2 separate regions of the Homo sapiens genome follow, and region 2 is linked to region 1. Evidence: read pairs that join two places in POLR2A ChIA-PET (ENCODE). Cell type or tissue: CD4-positive, alpha-beta T cell. All regions are shown on one strand. Each heading gives the region's core, and the rest is flanking DNA. Links, peaks and the distances in the headings are about the cores only. Region 1 overlaps BBX (BBX high mobility group box domain containing). Region 2 overlaps BBX (BBX high mobility group box domain containing).

Evidence for each region. ChIA-PET counts read pairs that join two places held together with the same protein. Peaks named below come from ENCODE experiments on the same cell type or tissue, not always from the same donor. Only the 100,000 strongest peaks of a DNase experiment are listed, where the experiment ranks them.
Region 2: POLR2A ChIA-PET joins it to region 1 with 5 read pairs; 7 of 35 experiments call an interaction of 5 or more read pairs at or near these places.

What each region holds. Positions count from the first base shown.
Region 1 is chr3:107,597,805-107,600,731 of GRCh38, reverse strand. All of the region lies in intron 2 of BBX (BBX high mobility group box domain containing), which reads right to left. Among named protein-coding and RNA genes, the nearest start is that of BBX, 76 kb to the right of the region's middle. RefSeq lists an enhancer at 1,396-2,218. In CD4-positive, alpha-beta T cell, for the core only: no CTCF peak of the experiment used is centred there; a DNase peak (open chromatin) is centred at 1,441; H3K4me3 peaks cover 1,485 bases; H3K27ac peaks cover 1,488 bases.
Region 2 is chr3:107,667,659-107,670,585 of GRCh38, reverse strand. The region is part of intron 3 of BBX (BBX high mobility group box domain containing); the gene reads right to left. Among named protein-coding and RNA genes, the nearest start is that of BBX, 150 kb to the right of the region's middle. In CD4-positive, alpha-beta T cell, for the core only: no CTCF peak of the experiment used is centred there; no DNase peak of the experiment used is centred there.

The DNA.
Region 1 (2,927 bases), core at 325-2,824:
AACATTATCCTCTATGATCATGAAGATTAACTCCTGTTTACAAATATTTGAGAAGAAACGAAATTTAAATGGCGCACTCTCAAGAATTTGTAATAGCTTGGGTTATAACAGCCAGTGTATTCTATTCATGAATAAAAGGTTTCAAAGATTTAAGCACTACTGTCTTTGTGGAAAAGAACAGTGCCAGCACCTTTGTATGTAAATTAACTTAAACAATTTAATTTCCCAAGTTTTGTAAAATAAATTTAAAACATACTAACATTCAAATGTTCTCCAGTATCTTCCATGATAAAATAATTCAAATCAAGCAGAAACTACTTTGTAGCTTGAATGGTCTCTACCACTAGTAGCTCATCTAACGCACATGATAAAATGTTATATATTTTCCTACTTCAAACATTTCTAAAACTTTCTATAACAGAACAATGTGGCTTCTTAGTAACCAATATACAGTTCTCCATGCTTCCTTAGGTATTGGTTATAGTCTTGTTCTTAATACTTTTCTCTGACTACTGAATAAAAACATGTATAAAGATTTCTTAATTTCCTTTGAAAATATACATGCATGTGTGTTCAAAAGGCTTCTGGCCTTAATATAGGTCAGGCATCAATGGTTTTAGGCTATGCTTCTAAATTTTAGTGGCTCCTCCAGATTTTTCCACTTAAATGTAACACACCCTCTAAAAACTTTAAAACTTTCACTTTAGTTTACAATAAATCATCACCCATTTCCTTTTACTTTTGCCATCTGTCAGTGCAAAAAGCTCCTCATGAATCTGAAGCTTCTAGGCTACTTGGAGTCTCTCATTAATCTTTGTCATGTGGTTCATAAATAATGAGAGACGTATTAAAAATCATCATCTTGTTTACAGACAACCGCCACCAAAAGAGCCTGGAATAACACTGTGGATTTGACTAGACGTTTTCAGCCTGAACCAGCATTTCAGGAGTCCTGATGTGGGGACGAAGCACATATTTAACCTTTTTTACCATTAAGCTGGTTAACTGTACTACGTTTCAAGTAAGGATTACCCTTTCCATATCAAAACACTAGATAGAATTACGACCTTACAGCCATCTAAGCAGCTGCTGGACGGGCAGTTTGTTCCACAGCCAACACCTTTCCATTTTTCAAGCACATACCTCTCACAGAAATGTTTTCAGTGCGGCAGTCTACAGAGCTGGTTATAACACCGGCACGATGTGACAACAAAATTCAAGATGATTTTGCTCTTTCAGCCTGCCCCCACTTTTTTTTTAAAAAAAATTGTTTCCTCCTCCTTCATCCCCCAAAGGAAACCAAACCAACAATACTTCCACAAAACCAGCCTCAGACTTATGAATATAATTCTTTCAGTGAAAGCAGACCAGCTTTATAGGGGAACAGCTTTCATGAGAAGCAGGAAGCTGATCTGAGCAGCAGAGAGCAGGGATGGGGCGGAGCAGAAAGGAACTCAGCTGGGGGAGAGAGCGAAGCACAGACAGTACTGGCTGCTTCTAGTTACTTATTGACAGTTTCATCTAATAGCAAGGATTTATAAACAGCGTGAACATCCATCCTGCCATACCTTTCCTTCCTTGTATGAATCTCTGTCAATCTGGTAAACTATTACACAGGGGAAAGTAAGGCCTTACAGCCCCGCCAGAGCCCAGTTGCAGGGAAATGATGTAAGCTTCCCACCTCCCACCAGCCCCCGCTCTGCCAATCCACCTCTACTCTGACCTGTTAATATCCCCTTCCTCCCCCAGGGTCACTGCCTGGGGCCAGAGGGCCCCAGGCTTGCCTAGCTGGGTCCTATTGTGGGGCAGAAAGTGTCTGCCAGCGGGTAAGAAGCATTTTTGTTTTGAGAAAGTCTTCAATGAGAGAGTAAATGCCTTTCCATTTAAAAAATAATGCTGCATCACTAAAAGCTAATCAGTCCTCAAGAGAAATAGTATTAAATAGGATTGAGGTGAGGAATGCAATCTGCCAAAAGGCAGCAGAAGGTGTGATGTAGCAAAGGTTATAATACTGGGAGTTAAGGGACATAGGTTCTACTTTTTTCCTACCACCTATGTGACTTCAGGCAATTGGCATAACCTCTCTAGTTTCATTTTCTGTAAAACTAAAGAATTAATATAAATTATATCTGCAGTCTTTTGTACTATTGTAATTTTATAAACTGACACCCAAAATAAATAAGCCGGGAAGCAGAAAGTAATCTTACTGTGGCCAATTGTTTGTTGTTTACTCAAAATTGCAAGTAGTTCCCTATATTAAGCTATTTTAGATCTGCTTTGCCAAAGTACTAGTCAATGTGAGTAAGACTAGCACAAGATATAAAGGGGGATAAGCTACAGGTAGTTCAAGTGTCACTCCTGATCTGGAAAACTTACAGAGAATTAGGATTGCAAAGACTCATGCGCAGGAAAAGACAATTTATAAACAGATGCATAGATGCAATCAAGACCAAAGACCTAAGACATTACCCTAGACAGCATAAACAATTTACCTTGGTCAGCAGTGTTCTAAGTTTAAGGGACACATACACACACACCCCCTAGAAATTCTTATTAAAAAATTAAGATGCCAAAATACGCCAATGACTATCACAATAGTCTTCAAACTGGGATAAGCAAACTTCTGGAAGCACATGGTTTTCCAAAGGATATGCAGGCACACAGGTAGTAAATCAATTTCCATGTCAACTTTTCCAAGTACCCTCTCCTAAAACTGACCTGTCTGAGAGTGCTCCAGGGGAGTAGATTACCCTATCTTACCTTCCCTTTCCCAAACCCCTCATTCTCCCATTTTACAAAATCAGGCACACAGCTCACCCATCATCAGTTTCTCACTCTGGGGCATTGCTTGGGGTAGGGGACCAAAAACAAAACAAAACAAAACAAAACAAAACCTCTGGGCAGGACACAAGGGGACAATTGGAAAT
Region 2 (2,927 bases), core at 215-2,714, 70 kb before region 1:
CTTTTTGAAATTTTTATTTTATTTTTTAATTGACATATAACAGCTATACATATTTATGGTGTTGATATTTCAATACATACGATGTATAGTAATCAGATCAGGGTAATTATTGCATATCCATTGTCCTAAACATTTATCACTTCTCCCTGCTGGGAACATTCAATATCTTCCTTCTAGCTATTTGAAACTATATATTATTATTAACTACAGTCATTCAACAGCAGTATTACACTAGAACTTATTCCTGCTATTTAGCTGTCATTTTATATCCTTTAACAAATCTCATTTTTATTCTTGAAAATTAAGACATCAGTTTCATTTCTTAATATATTAAAATTACTATTTGGTAGAAAATGTATTCTCTTACTGTATGTTTTAAGTTGATACATTAATAAAATGTATTAGTGATCTATTTTGTTAACTGACATTTTCTCTCAATTTAAAGTGCATTTCCTCAAATGCTGTGAATAAGAAATAGTTAAATCTAATTAGCTAAGTCTAATACATAACATCTGATTCAAACTCAGGTGTACTAATATACATGAAAGAATATATATAAAAATATGTATGAATATAACCCTAATTTGGATCCATTTCATAATTCCTAATAAAGTAATATTTTCAAAATAAAAACTAAAAAGTTTATCTGTTTTCCATTTCCATGCTCATGAGTCAGAGCAGGGGTGTTAAAAGGCTTGGCGACTTGGCAGTCAGGCCTGGCTATGAATTTTGACCACTAACCTAAGGACCTCTGTTCATTAATCTGTAAAAGTAGACTAGGGCCTACTTCACAGGATGGTGACAATGGAAACAGATAATAAATCTGAAAAATCCCTTTTAGAGTACCTCATATATACTGCCTTGTATACATACTATTATACTATTAAAAATGCATATTTCCTTCCCTCTTCAAACCCTTTGGCACCACTTCAACCCAAGAGATAACTATAGCAGTTTCTAAGTGATAATCTCCATTCAAACTAATCTGTATCAGATTTACTTAGAATCATGCTTTGAGGTTTTCACTCCCTGAAATCAAACCCTTTAGTGGCCCTTTACGGTCTACTCCTAGAATTTAATTCCTTAGTTTGGTATTCCGCATCTTTTTTGTGCCCCTTCCCACCTCACTCCCCACCCACATATTCAAAACCTGGCCTCAAACTTCCTTTGCCTTTTACTATATCCCAGAAGATGTATTCAAGGCCCAGCTCCCTGCAATGGAGTGCTTTTTTGCCTCTTATCATTTGTCCAGAGATCCCTTATTTAAAACGGCCCTTCTCTCTTCCTCTTGATGCAAGTCAAATATGATCCTAGGCAAAATAACATCTCCTTCCTCTAAATTCTTAATTCTCTACAGCATGAGCCATAAACTGCCTTGTGACACTATTCTATTATTATCTCAAATGATAATTTTAAATCTGTGACTCAGCCTCTTATTGTACCTCTACCTCAGAAATATTCACATCATCATCATCATCATCATCGCTAGCCTCTTAATTACAGGCAGGGAGTCTTAAAGTTCCCATTGAAGACCACAGATTTAAATCTCTGAAGTTAACATTGTCCACGGTTCATCCTTAACTTTAACCTCTGAATGTGGGAGGGGGATGGGAAAAAGTAGGTGTCTCCCTTATTTGTCTTTGAAGTTGCCACAATAGCATAAATCAAGAAAAAGGAGAACGCAGTCCCATCATGATTTTGTCAACCATAGTAAGTACAAAAAATAAGAGCCAGAACCTTTGCGTGAAAACTGTCTTGGAAGCCATTTAAATGCAAATAATTTCAAACAAATCAACAAAAGTCTCCGGCACATTTTTTAAAGATTGAAAGAAAAGGAAACGTACTCAAATCAATCTTGATTAAGCTCCAATGAGTGAAGAAGAAAGGCTGTCTCCATGAGCTTTAATTTTGAAGAAACAGCTGACTGGATGACTCCATTCAGTGAAAATCAGACCCACTCCTGCCTTGGCACAGAGCTCTATTAGTTCTCTGACTCAGAGTTCCAGAGCATGAACTTTCTTAGGTCCAGAGTGGTTCTTAGCAGGTAGCTGGTTACTAAGGGATGAAAACGCAAGCCCAATGTTTATTGAGCAGCTCCGGGCTCATAGAAATAATACTGCCATCAACCTGATTATAAGAAACACACATCTATACGTGCTGTGTAGGGGTTAAGTTAACAGGAAATAACCATAAATGGATGAAAAGGGCAGCCAAGAATCCTCTAAGTTCAAAACAGACCTTAACCTAAGGGCAATAATGTCATCATTCAAATGAGACACAGTGCTTGGCTAGCACAGGAAAAAGGAGTAGTGTCCACTGGCTGAGCACAAAAGAAACACACAGATTCTGAGTTAAGATTTGCTGGGAGAAAACAGTTTGGCACTTGCATAGAAGAAGAAAACCATATTTAGTAATTTTCAACAACATAATATGTAGGTGAGCTTCCTAGAAGGGTCCCAATTCCTCAAAATAAATATCAATATTAAAGTGCAGCTGCTCTACTTTCTGTTCCATTGTTTTTACAAAAACAATCAGCGACTTATTTTTCAAATTTAATAAAACCTAGTCAGGCTTTTGGAAATGTAAATTTTTATAGCTAAGATAAATACTAGAAAATATTCAAGAAAACAGATTCATTGCTCACTTCTTTTTCATCAAAATTACAGATCCATTTAAACATTTCAATTTTTAAATTTCAAATACAAACTACGAGACAAAATGAATATTGTTATTCAAGCAAGACCTGAATCTGAATGAAACTATTCAAAACTATTTTAATAAAATACTTTCTAATAATATAGATAAATCTATTTTTAGAATACTTCCTTGGATAATTACATAAACCTCAATGCTGAGTTACTTTTATATTTATTACCAACTTTACTGTATAATAGATAATAAGAGTAAAAAATATGCAGTTCAAAATT